Regions from separate parts of the Homo sapiens genome. Here region 2 is linked to region 1. Evidence: read pairs that join two places in POLR2A ChIA-PET (ENCODE). Cell type or tissue: HepG2. All regions are shown on one strand. Links, peaks and the distances in the headings refer to the core of each region. The heading gives the core; the rest is flanking DNA.

Region 1 (7,780 bases), core at 3,781-7,780:
AATGGAGGTGAAACACTGTGAAAAAGGTAGCAGTAGGTTCTAGGGTAAAACATCTGAACAAGCTGTGGGAAGTTGCTCCCTGGGAGGGGAGGCAATACTGAGAGCCGCACTCTCAGTCTTTCTCAGTAAGATCCTTGTGTGATGCTTTTGTGCGTAATTGTATGGCCACGTTAATTTTTTTATTACTAGGAGCTATCCAGGTCAGAGGACAATTTCCCTTTGGGTCCAGCGTCATATTACTTTCGTTAACCAAGAGAATGCCTGCCACTGGCACACTTGATTATGTCATACTTCTTTACCAGTGATGATGGCAGAGAGTTTTATTGCAGGATAACAGGAAAGGTAAAACTAGGCTTTGAAATATGGACTACTAATCAAAATGATATCAAACAACACAGAACATATAAAGTGTGGCGATAACAGTGAAAAGAGCCTTGTACTGGAAGTCAGAAGGCCAGAACAAGTTTACTACTTAATGACCTTGGGCAAGTCACTTTTTTGAGTCACGGTATTATTACCTGAAAAAAAAAAAGGCCAATAGCATTACTTACCTGGCCTACCCCTCAGGGTTGTGTTCAGAATCAAGTGAGAATCTTCAATATCTTTATAACCAACAAAGTGCTGTGTAAATTAAATAATTATTACTTTAATTACTTTAGCATTTAAAATTAAAAACAAAAACAAAACTGAACCAACAAGCTGTGATTCATACCACCAAACTCCTGCCAAATCTGCCTTCTTCTGTCGATTGACTTAGAATAGGATATAATTTCCAATAAGACCAGTGGTTTAAACCTTCCTTTTTTCCTTCCACTGAAGGGATAACTAGTTATTCATGTCCTTGTGAAACCTCAAGAGAGATTTTAGCTCTGTCATTTATTAACGCATTAGGGAAACTACTTCATCTCTCCAAGACTCAGATTAGCATGGCGTCTATCTTTCAGAGTTGCTAAAATCAAATGAGATAACCAATGTAACATGATTAGCATAGTCCTTCCCACATAGTCAGGACTCACCAACTGTTAGCACTTCATTTCACTATTATTTCTCCAGGAGGCTTGTCCCTGATAGCCTCCTGTTACCAAGAATACATTCACATTGGTACAGCTTTTCAGCTTTGTTACCTGGCCAGTAATTTCTGTGGAACCAAGGCCCACAACATAGTTTCTTCTTTGACAGACTAGTGTCTCATGCAGTCACTTCTCTTCCCTCTCTTTTCCCTCCAAGTGTGATAGACTGTCAAACTACCATATCTCCTGACTCCATGTGAGGCAATTGTGTTCAGCCAGGGACAATCCTCTGCTCAGAGGCAGCAAGGCTACCCACAGCTTTAGGAATTGAGTGAGGGCTCCCATCAATCTGTCATCACCCATTCTACTCCCAAGCCAATCCAACCCCTGAGGTGACCTTACCTGACACTTTCCTCCTGCTCTCACCTACCACTGGTGGTACAGAGGCATTCTCTCTCTCTCTCTCTGAGTCTCTCTCTCTCTTTCTGAATATCTCTCTCTCTCTCTCTCTCATACACACACACACATACACACACACACTCCTTTTCCCACCACTCATACACAACTCCTAATGAATTAGTGAATTTCATCTTCCCTAGACCACCACTGCTGCAAGAAGCAAACAGAACCAACTGGTCTAGCATCAATTTCTGTCTACCTTCCTCATGATTCTTGGTAATGCCACTTCATAAAACTGAGAAAAAGTAAAAACCAAACCCACACATCCCCTCTTTATAATCTAACCACTTATTCCCCAGAGGACTTTTTAGTGAATGTATTCTTAAGTATTATTCAGGCCTTCAGATGTCTGTCTGCATGGGTCCAGTTTGGCAATAAAACAATTTCCCCAGCTCAGGAGTAAACATGTACTTCCCAAGTATACGTGTTTAGGTGATGTGGGCTCACCATCCCCACTTCTAAGAGGCATTTAAAGCCATGAATGGAAAGAAATGGGTACTTTTAAAAACCAGAGCACAGAAATCACCAAAATTGAGTTTCTCTGTTTTGCTGTTTGAGTGAGTTGTAGCCAAATAAGTTACATACAGGCATGCGCTGCATAACAATGTCTCAGTCGATGATGGACCTCATATACTATGGTGGTCCCATAAGATTATAATATTGTATATTTACTGTACCTTTTCTATGTTTACATACACAAATACCATTGTGTTACAACTGCCTACATTACAGTAATAGGTTGTGCAGGTTTGTAGCCTAAGAGCAATAGTTTATGCCATATAGCCTAGGTGTGTAGTAGGCAATACCATCTAGGTATCTAGGTTTGTGTAAGCATACTCTCTTGTTAGCACAATGATGAAATGGCCTAATGACATGTTTCTCAGAATATATCTCTGTCTTTAAGTGAGGCATAACTGTATTTGCATATTTACAAGCTTCCTTTTTGGCTTTAGGTTGCAAGCACTTTTAAATACCTCTGGGGGCTGAAGTCTCCAGATTTAGAAGCTCCCAAGCATGGTCCAGCATATTGTTACAAAGTTGTATATATGCAAAATTCAGGATTATGACATTTCAGGTACCTCTCTAAAGGACTGTTTTTTTTTTTCCCTGCCTTCTTGTGAAATCATTTGCAGTACATGGTCCCCTTCAAGAAATTCAGCTAAACTAGTGGGAAATCTGCAGATATCACTGGTCCATGGCTTTTCCTGCTGGGTGAAATAGTGGCCCCTGGGGGAAAAAAGAAGTGAACTGAAGTGATCCCCAAGTTAGATCTCACACCCAAGTCAGATCATGATAACCGTCATCATGTAGTTATTTGATATGAGAGTGGGGTGGGGAGAGACAGTAAAGTAAAAAAGATCAGGGTTCAAACCCCAGCTCTGCTATTCACTGCGACTTAGAACTAGACACTTAACCTCTCTGAGCCCCAACTTCTTCACTTCCCTCACAGGACTGTGGCTGCGGGCATTAAATAAGATAATGCATGTAAAGCAAGGGCAAATAGCAGGCATTTGCCAGCCAGAAACAAATCTCTTCCTTTGGAGAAGGAGGGTTGAAGAGAAACTTAGAGAAGAAATTGCTACTCCTGCTGCTTCTAATGAGGGCCATCGCCAGAGTCACAACAGGAGCCACAGCTCTCATAGTAGATGGTTAGGATAAACAGGGCATGTTTCTTGGTGGTGGGAGCCCAGGGTTAGTTAGAAGCAGTGAGGGAAGTGTCCCTGAGAGAATAAACGTCCACGGAATGTTAGCAGAACCTTCTTCTCTGGTAGCTTATGGTCAGGTAAAAGAATGGAAAAGAAGGCAATTGGAAGCAGGCATTGCTTTGTCACTTTTTATGCGATGGCAGCACCAGATAAGCTAACTGATGTCCTGACCTCTGTGATCTTGCTTAGGTTGAGGACCAGGGTCCAAGTTACCCTGGTATCTTTTTGGAGGAACTTTGTGTGACCAAAACGCTTCTTTTCTAGGCAAGCAGCAACTACTGCTGTAGCCATAGGTGTCTCCCATGAAGCTTCCACTTATACTATTCCTTTCACTGGATTTCCTGTTTCTTGGCTTTTGGCTCTCCAATGGTCAGAAACAATCCTCTTTCCCCTACTCAGAACTTTGAGTCTTCCCTGGATTTGTGGAGCAAAGGCAACCTTCTGCAGGAAGGTTTATCATAAGCCACTTTTCTCCTCAAACCCCCAAAGCTCTTACCCAGCCCTTCCTTTTGATCCTACTCTTAGAGTCAAGCCATTTTCCTGCTGGTTTCCTCACATGCCATTCCATGCCATTCCCCTAGAGCCCTGTAACTGTGCACATATTCCAAGAGGCATTCCCAATACAGTGAAATCTCAATGGCTGCAGTTATAGGGCACCTTCACTCACCTTACGGAGGTTGGTGAGGAGTCCCAACACAACTGAAATACGGTGGCCTGAGGCCCAGTGCTCTACAACTAATTTGCTATTTGACTTGAGTAAGCACAGCCCCTCTTGGAGCATTATTTTCATAATCTCTAACAGGGCAGGGAGATCTAAGATTACTCATTACTAAGGTCACGGTTAGCTCAGAAAGTTAAAAGGCCAGTTTTGTGGCATGAACACAGACTTTGAACTAACATAGACCAGAGCTTGTATCTCCATCCTACCAACTTAACAGTAGGCCCCTTGTCGCAGTGAAATGGCTTGTTCAAGGCTGCACAGCTAGTAGGCAGCAAAGCCAGCATTCAAACCTATAAGTAGTTCTGGGCGGGCTCAGCAGAGCTCTTCCTCCTTCCTGGATGCAGCTAGTCCCAGGTCAATTACCAAGGGCCAGGTTACCACTTTCAGAACTTTGTCAGCCTGGGCTCAGATTGCTCACCTCCTCCCCATACCCCAAACAATTAGTGATCCTTACCCTCCCTAGGAATTCCAGTAATAGAAAAGAAGAAGGGGGGAGGGGCAGAGATATTTGAGAAGACACAGGCTTAAAGGCTAAGCTTCCCTTTACATTGTTCCTTTCACTGGGTTTCCTGTTTCTATGTTTTTGGCTCCCCCAAAACTTATAGGTGTTTAGGCTTTATGGTCCCAGCGGACTAGTTTTAAAGTCATCAACTCTTGATATTTATTTTATCAATGTACTCAGACCAGTGCAAAATGACATGTATATACAGAGTTTTTGCAGTGTCATTTGTAATAAAATAAGATTTGAAAGCACTGTCTTTCAATAGGGAATTGTTTAAATAAATCACATTACATTCATTTAGTAGAATGCTATGCAATTGTAAAAAGAAAGGAAACCACTTAATATGTATCAACATCTAAAAGGGTTCATTGTATATTAAGTGTAGAAAGCAAGAAACAAAACATTGTACATAGAATGCTACGATTTACAGGAAGAAAAAAGAATATATGTGTATATATGTTTGCTCACGTGTGTAAAATACCTTTTTAGTGATATGCAAGGAACTGGTTAAAGTTTTTGCCTATTCATAAAAATAAATACGTATAGCATCATTATCAACTTTCTTTTATTTCACTGATAGAGAACAGGGACACAGACGTTCATCTATAGCTCTTCCTTAGCACAGGAAGCAGTGGGAGGAGATTTGCAGATACAGTCCTTGCAGACCTGCGTGGTAGAAAGATCTGGCTTTTCAGTGTTAGGATGACCACGAGGTCTCAGTTTGCCCAAGACCCTCCTGATTGTAGTGCTGAAACTCCTGGGAAAACCAGGACAGTTGGTCATCCTATTCCTCATCCTGCTGCTGCAGCCCTTAGACAGCCAGGAGGGAAGATTCCAGTAGTGGCATGAGCAGAGCGATGGCAGCAGCCCTTGGCTCCACAATCCACAAGTGACAAGGGACTCACAGAGTGGCAGGCACATGCTCTGTAAGGTATTCTCATCTAACAGACAAGGAAATTGAGGCTCAGAGAGGTTAAGTGATTTGCCCAAGGTCACACAGCTAGTAAGTGCTGGAGCCAGTCTGTCTGACTCCTGCCATGTCAACAGGACCCTGGGGAATGTAAAGCTTTCAGTGGAGCAGTGGGTCTGACCTTTCTTAAAGCCTAAAGCACCCGGAGTTGCATTTTAACCAAATCAAACACAGTTGCTTTGAATCAACTTTGGCAAGCGAGTGTTAGGAAACAGCTTTCTTCCCAGCACTCTAACCCAAGCAAAGACAATAGATGTTCCAGGTCTTTGGACTGAAGGAGTCATAGACAGAAAGCTGGCCTTCTCAGTTGTGCCCGTAATAATTCAGTTCTCACCTGGGAATGATAGCTTACTCATCCCCCAACTTGATCCAGCCTCCTACACAAGAGCAACAAGAGAAATTAAAACGGAAGAGCAGCCAACTAATAACAGGTAGTGGTGCATGTCATGATGCTTGTCTACTTTTTGAGTGGGTGGGGGTGGAATTCAACTTGGCTTATAACAGGGGACCCTTTTGCTAGGAAAAGGTAAATAATTCCCCAAAGCCTTATGCATCAAAAACGAACCAAGCAGGCTGAACATGGTAGCTCATTTCTGTAATGGGATTACAGAGGTGGGAGGATTGCTTGAGCCCAGGAGTTCAAGACCAGCCTGGGCAACATAGCGAGACTGTCTTTACAAAAAGATGAAAAAATTAGTCAGGCATGGTGGCGGGCACCTGTAGTCTTGACTACTCAGGAGACTGAAGCAAGGGGATTACTTGAGACAGGAGTTTGAGGTTACAGTGAGTCATGATTGCGCCACTGCACTTCAGCCTGGGTGACAGAACAAGACCCTGTCTCTTAAAAAAAAATGCACCAAGCAACAGAAAAACAGATGTAGCAGATAGTAGAAGCTTTAGGGACTTGGGAGAAGCATAGGAAAAGGTCACAGCAGCAGCTGTACTTGCCCTTTCCCAATTAAGCAGCAGGGGGGTGTTAATTATATACAGGAAATTGGGCTGCTTTACAGACTCTGTTGAAATATTTTATAGAAGATATTTTATAAATATGGATTGAGGGAAATGTTTATCCTCATTAATTTATTAATTTACACATGCTGAGTTGTACAGAGCACCAGAGAGAGATACTACCTGTGCCAGGGTGTGGGAGTTTCTGGGAGCAATGGATTTGGGTATTGGTTTATCAAAGAGGATTCAGAATGAAACTGAAGCAGAGTTTTCCAAAGCTTTAGCCTTCTCTGCAAGGGCTGCCATGGTTTTGGCAAAGACCATTTTGTGTGAACACTGTACACAGGACCTGAATTACGTATGCCTTGGAGTCCTACATTCTTGAATTTGAATGAAGCCAATTGATCTCTGTGGTGATTGAATTCGGGACAATAGACTAATTAGCACCATACTCACTCTCACCACAAAACAATCAGCCTTGAGGGTTTAATAGTAGAAACCATAATGTTATTTGGGTTTTAATGTCTAATAGAGCTGGCAGGAAGAATTAGGAACCCTGCCTGCAGTGTGCTGTGGTTTAAGAAGCGTCGAGTGGTAACATGACATTTCAATATGTACAAGGATTCTACAGCCCTTCCTAAATTATTTCTATCTGCAGCATCACAGATATTGCCACAGAAATGTGGCAGCTTGGACCAGGAGGACTACATGTGTGTCCCTTCTTATGAAATAGCTGTGTGCTTATAAATGTGGCCACCAAGCAAAATTTCCCATATGGAGTCCCATTCCTCATTGCCTTTTGTACTAACATCAGAGATGCGTTCTTCTGACAAATGTTTTAACTCCAAGATGTTGCAAAGTCTCAAAACTGCAAAACAAACATGGGCTATCTTATTTGAGAGGAAAAATTTCAACTATTTCCTCGGGCAAGCCACTTGAAGATGCTAATTTCAGGGTGTCTTTCATAGGACAGAATTGCGTTAGAAAACGCCTTTCACTACCTGCTTCAGAGGGCTGATGAGAAGCAAAAGCACTTTATTAATTACAAAGTGCTGTCAACATGTGAATTCTAATTACTCTTCCAGTCAATCTTGGACTGTCACTTTAAAAAAACTGGAGAACTCCCTTCTCGCCCGCCAACGAATGTTAGGTCTTTAGAAAAACAAGGAATATCATTTGCCACTTTGAGGGAAGCTCATTAAGAGTTCTAGTATGGAATAGTCAGAGCTGTTCATAGAATACTTTTTTGTGTGTGTGACGGAGTCTTGCGCTGTCTTCCAGGCTGGAGTGCAGTGGCGCGATCTCGGCTCACTGCAAGCTCCGCCTCCCGGGTTCACGCCAGTCTCCTGCCTCAGCCTCCCAAGTAGCTGGGACTACAGGCGCCCGCCACCACGCCCGGCTAATTTTTTTTTTGTATTTTTAGTAGAGACGGGGTTTCACCGTGTTAGCCAGGATGGTCTCGAT
Region 2 (6,331 bases), core at 128-4,127, 250 kb after region 1:
GTCAGTGTAGACATCATGATATTCAACCCTAAATACTCCAGTGTGTGTCTCCTAGGAACTAGGACATTCGTCCACATACAAGTCATAGCCAGTTGTCCTAAAAAATCCCAATAATAGCCTCAATAGCTGTTCCCCTCTGCTCTATCCAATATCCATGCATTGTATTGAGTTATCATGTCCCTTTAGTCTCCTTTAATCTAGAAAGGTCCCAGCCATTTTTTCCTGGTCTTTAATGACATTGTCACTTTTTTAAGAGTCTAGGCCAGGCATTTTGCAGAATGTCCAAGAGGTTTTGATCCACAAAGAAGAATGAGAACAGCTTAAAGAACAGCTTGGAGAGGTCATGACCAGTCAGTGAACTGAAGGCCAAATTGGAGACAGCACCACAGGTTAGGAACTACATGAAAACTGGAAAGCGGTCAGGAGTGAAGTGAGGAAGCTTGGTGGCTGGGTAGGTTGCATGGCTTAAAAACATAAGGTCACAGCAGCTATTTGTCCTATGGCTATAAATACCCAAATATACACAGCAGTGACTCACGCAGTGATTTCTTCCATCCTCTCACCAGTTTCCTGAACCCCAGGCCCTTATATTGAACTGACTACTGGACATACACAGACATTTCTTAAGCAAACACTATGTCTCAGGCACTGTCTAAGCACATTATATGTATTATCTCATTTAACCTCCATCATAACAAACTCTCCAGGAGGCAGAAACTAGGATTTTCTCTGTTTGAGGGCAAGGAAACTGAAGCACAGAGGGGTGGAAACTTGTTTGGGGTCAACACAGCTAGTGAGTGGTGTTACCAGAATTTGAACACCAGAGCCTTCACACTTTTAAATTATATTTTTTTAAGTATTATTCTGTAAAACTGGCTTTCTTCCGTTTTGGTTCACAGTTCTATAAATTTTAACACATGTATAGATTATGTAGCTACCACCATAATCAGGATACAGAACAGTTCATCACGCCCAATAAACTCCCTCTGCTCTCCCTTTAAGAGTCATCACCCCACCCCCACTATGGAGAATGTTGCTATTTCTTTTATTCTTCTACAGCCTATATTTCCAATGTCAGTTAAGCTTTCAAATATTTCGCAGTTCTAATCCGTTTTCTCGCGTGACCAACCAGTAGGTCAGTTGGGTCTGTTGGGAAGACCGCTTAGCTCAGTTCTCAGTTCTGACAGCCTTCGTTATGGTAGTTAGGTTCAGAAAACGGACGCAGAGGTCAAGGGTAAACCCTAGATGTCATAACAGCTCTTTGGGGCCACATTCCTGAGCTCCTCACTTTCCGTTATCCTTCCAATACTTTCCAGTACCCTGCAGGCTCTCATTGATGGAGGTTGTCTGGGCCACGTGGCAGGAGACGCTTTGCTCGGGGCGGGGAAGGAGCAGGGGGCGGGGAGACAGAGACAAAAAAAAAAAAAAAAAAAAAAAAGGCAATGGGTTTTGGCCCCTCCCCCTTAAAGCTGCAGCTTCATTGAACAGAAAAGTAAGGTTCTCCCTTTTCATTCACTTTTGGCTTCTGCAGTTTCCCATCCCCGGCTACTCTTTCCCACTGCCACCACCTCAACTGTGGGACCGCCTGCTGACTGGGGTGACAGACCACAGGGGAAAAAATAAAAACAGCACCAGTGTATTTCCTCCACTCTCTTTGAGCATTTTGGATCTCCCCTTTCCACCCCTCCAACCAGAAGTAGAGGGTTTCTACTGGATCTCTGTCTGTACCAGAGTGCTCACTTCTGAGTTTCAGATTGTCTTGAGTTCCTGCTGGGGGATGCTGCAGGAACAAAAATAGTAAACTCACTTCCAGTTTGGTGGCACTGTTAATTCTAGCCTTCTCTAGTCTGTCTGCTAATATTTACTTTTCAGAGTTCTCAAATAGTTTGGCATGCATTCTGTACAAGCTTTGTACTCAAGTTCAGTAGGCAATAAAGGGAGGTGTGTGTTTATTCCATCATGTACAGAATAAAAATCAGCCCTCACTTTTAAACCCCATGCCATTGTGCCTCTCCACATGAATGTCCATAGACACTATGAACTCATCATGTGCCAATTGTATTCACCATCTACTCACCAGCCTTATCTCTTCCAATGTTCCATATCTCAACCAGTCCCACCATCATCATTTACCCAGTTGTCCAAGCTGGAATCCTGGGCATTGTCAAGAACTCCTCTCTCTGTCTAATGTCTACATCCAATCATACATCCAGTCCTAGCTTCCCTCTCCTTATTTCCACTACTTTAAATTATTCACGCCTTCATTCTTTCTTGCCTGGATTATTGCATGTTGTCAGTTAATTGGTGTGACTAGGTAATTGTTTTTCTTTTGTTGACATCCTACTTTTTAAACATTGTATTGGCTATATACAGAAAACTGAACAAAATTATAAGCTCAACACATTATCAATAAATTATCACAAACTGAGCCCACCCATGGTCAAGAAACAGAACATTCGAAGCACTCAAAAGCCCCTCTTAGTCTGCCTTTTTTTTTTTTTTTTTTTTTTTAGACAGAGTCTGTCTGTTGCTCAGGCTGGAAGGCCGTGGTGCAATCACAGCTCACTGCAGCCTCGACCTCCAAGGCTCATGTGAGGTGGGCTCCTTCCACCTCAGCATCCCAAGTAACTGGAACCACAGGCATGTGCCACCACACCAGGCTAATATTTGCATTTTTTGTAGAGATGGGGCTTCACTATGTTGACCAGGCTGGATTCTGCCTTTTACAACACTTCATAGCTAAATAGAATCACACCGTATGATTTTTTGTGCGTTTAGTTTCCTTTGCTCAACATTATGCTTGTGAGAGTCAGCCGTGTTGTTGCTTGTTGTTTTATTCTCATATTGTATAATATTCCATTATATATCGTCCATTGTATAGTTGATGGACATTTATTTGGGTTGTTTCCAGTTTGATCCTATTAGGAATAGTGCTGCTATGAATGCACCTATACATGTCTTTTGCTAGCCACAAGCACTCATTTTATTGGATACATACCTACAGGTGATATTCCTGATATGACTATATTCAACTTTAATAGATCGTGACAAACCCTGTCACGGTGGTTGTACAAATTTACTCTTCCATCAGTGGTATAGGAGACTTTCTGTTGCTCTATAGCTGGATAATATTTTAGGAGACTAATATATTTATTTATTTTTTTCTTCCTGTGCATTCCTCCTTTTCTTTCCTTCCATCAAGCAGATAGCTGGTTCAGGCCCTCTTGGCTACCAGGAGGTTTGTAGCACGGCAGAAAACAGGGCAGAAAAGTGACTTTTCGTACAGCACTAAAAAAAAATAGTGATGGGGTTTCACCATGTCACTCAGGCTGGTCTGGAACTCCTGGCCACCCACCTGCCTCGGCCTCCCGAAGTGCTGGGATTACAGGGGTAAGCCACCAGGCCTGGCGCCCCTATAGCACTTTCTAATTTTGGTTCACAACAGCCTTGAGCCTCAAAGTGGGGAAAGTTTGCCAGTAAAGAAACAAAACAAAAACCATCTTGGAGGAGACATGAAGGGAAAACGACTTTTTTCCACATCAAAAAAAGTGATTTCCCTGATACAATGGGAGAAGAGAAAGTTCCAGAGCAGGAGAGCCTGGGCTGGCTTCTGGGCAGTGTGCATGGGAAGGCAGCAAGACCCCAGAAAGGAATGGTGAGGTGGGGAATCTAGGAGGGTGGGATGTTAAGCAGAGGATTTTTGCAGAATCATCAGAGTGCTGTTGGGCCTGAAGGGTCCTGCACAGAGGCCAGTAGATACCTCAGCATTAGCCGCTGTGAGTAGACGACTTGATGACCAGAGAGGGCCATACCCCTATGTCCTGGTACATACAAAAATCAGAACTCAGGCGCAACTCTGAGTGAAGAGTCCCAAGAATAATTGAGGTTGAGTTTCCCTCCAGACTGTGGGTCCTGGGAGATCAAAGTGGAATTCACTATGATTTGTAAAAAGATGTGCTGCTTCTTACCTGAGTGGTGGACTAATATGTGTACCTGCTACATGGGCCTGGCTTTTCCCCAAGGCTAGTGCTAGTACATATAGTATCTTCGTGAAAGTTGTGTTTTTGTTGTTCTTATTGTTGTTTCTGAAAGGCACTGCCTCTGGGCTGACCAATCAGGAAAAGGTTCACTTTACTCTGAGCTGGCAGTGTTGTGCCAGGGTGCTTGGCTTGATGTATAGAATTATTGGGCTGCATTGCAGCCCACATCCACGTCCTTTGTACCGCACACAACTTGCACAAATACACATAGCAATCTTGAGTGGCTGGCTCCTGTTCTTGCTCTGAAGCACGCATCAGGACATGGCGCTCCACTGCCTAAAACGCCTCAGTGGCTCCCCATTGCCTAGGTCTGCAGTGACAAATACACTAGTCCTTAGATTCATGTGGCCCTTGAGTTACATGTGGCCCTTGAGCATTTGAAATGTGGCTAGTTCAGATTAAGATGTGCTGTCACTGTAAAACTACATGCCAGATTTCAATGACTTAGTATTCAAAAAAGAGTGCAAAATGTCATTAATCAGTATTCATTTTGACTGCATGTTAAAATGATAATGTATTTGATATAGTGGGTTAAATGAATTATAATGTTAAAGTTGATTTTGCCCATTTCTTTTTTCATGTGGCGGCTAGAATACTTAAAATTGCCTATGTGGATCACATTATATTCTTAATGGACAATGCTGATCTAGGTGAAGTTCAAACTCCTGACTTTCACAGGAAAGCACATTGTATGCTGGTCTTTCCTTCTTTGATAGCCTTATCTCCCCTCCAGTTTCCTCTTTTTCCCTCTCGCTTTGAAACATGTATATGCACACTAACTCATCTGGTCTTGCAGCCACTCAAAAATCTTATAATTCCCTTTCGTGATGTTTGCTTTTGCACAGTCTTTTTCATTTTCCTCTAATGCACTTGTCTCCATTGGGTTTTGGGTTCCTCATGTGTCAAACTAAGAGAGAGCAACAGATCTGTAACATTCTTTCCACCCCAGTGGTTTTATTATTTGGTCTTACAGAAGTATACAGTTGCCTGGATAATCCAATGGTCATTTGCATTTGCATTTTCATTCAATGGGAGGAAATAAGGATAGATACTATGCACTGGTGGCCTACTGTGTGTTAGCCTCTGTTCCCGTGGCTTTCCATACCACTTAATCTCATTAGCATTCCTATGGGATGGGTACTATCATTAACCCTGTTTTACAGATGAGAAAACCTAGGATCAGAGCGGTTCCCTGATTTGCCAAGGTTAGTAGAGACTTCAGAGCTCATACTCTTATCACATATACCGTGTTTGAGAAGCTGGGAGTTGATAGCACTTTCCATTCACACCAGGCATGGGGCTCCTGCCTGTAATTCCAGCACTTTGGGAGGCCAAGACAGGAGGATCCTGTTAGCCCAGGAGTTCAGGACCAGCCTGGGCAACATAGAGAAACCACATCTCTACAAAAAATACAAAAATTTGCCAGGCGTAGTGGCACATGCCTGTAATCTGAGCTTCTCTGGAGGCAGAGGTGGGAGGATCAACTGAGCCAGGGAAGTGAAGACTACACTGAGCTGCTATCATGCTACTGCACTCCAGGCTGGGTGACAGAGCGAGATCCTGTCTCAAAAAGAAAAAACAAAGAAAAGAAAAAATTCACACAGTGAAAGGATAACTCAGGAAAAGATGGTGAGCTACCCAGACCTTTGTTCTGTCCTTATTCTTTCAACATCCCACTATCTGGTCTCCCTTAGACACTAGCCAACAGGTGTCTCTCTGGCTGTCAATGTCTGACCTTCCTTCCATGTTTCTAGTCCTGTAAAAGCTCAATCTAGAGGCTCAGCCTGCACTCCAGGTGGATGCTTTTGGATGCTTTCTCCCCATTCTTGCTCAGCTGTCCCAAGAATCCAAAGGATCTGGCAAGAAGGGGAGTGTCAGTGTGCCTCAGACCCCTCTCTTTTTTTTTTATTATACTTTTAAGTTTTAGGGTACATGTGCACATTGTGCAGGTTAGTTACATATGTATACATGTGCCATGCTGGTGCGCTGCACCCACTAACTCGTCATCTAGCATTAGGTATATCTCCTGATGCTATCCCTCCCCGCTCCCACCACCCCACAACAGTCCCCAGAGTGTGATATTCCCCTTCCTGTGTCCATGTGATCTCATTGTTCAGTTCCCACCTATGAGTGAGAATATGCGGTGTTTGGTTTTTTGTTCTTGCGATAGTTTACTGAGAATGATGATTTCCAATTTCATCCATGTCCCTATGAAGGACATGAACTCATCATTTTTTATGGCTGCATAGTATTCCATGGTGTATATGTGCCACATTTTCTTAATCCGGTCT

What was found. Peaks named below come from ENCODE experiments on the same cell type or tissue, not always from the same donor. Only the 100,000 strongest peaks of a DNase experiment are listed, where the experiment ranks them.
Region 2: POLR2A ChIA-PET joins it to region 1 with 9 read pairs; 3 of 35 experiments call an interaction of 5 or more read pairs at or near these places.

The regions. Positions count from the first base shown.
Region 1 is chrX:50,429,479-50,437,258 of GRCh38, reverse strand. All of the region lies in intron 1 of DGKK (diacylglycerol kinase kappa), which reads left to right. Among named protein-coding and RNA genes, the nearest start is that of DGKK, 37 kb to the left of the region's middle. In HepG2, for the core only: no CTCF peak of the experiment used is centred there; DNase peaks (open chromatin) are centred at 4,068, 5,478 and 6,168; H3K4me3 peaks cover 3,716 bases.
Region 2 is chrX:50,175,813-50,182,143 of GRCh38, reverse strand. No RefSeq gene overlaps it. Among named protein-coding and RNA genes, the nearest start is that of AKAP4, 22 kb to the left of the region's middle. In HepG2, for the core only: no CTCF peak of the experiment used is centred there; a DNase peak (open chromatin) is centred at 1,873; H3K4me3 peaks cover 294 bases.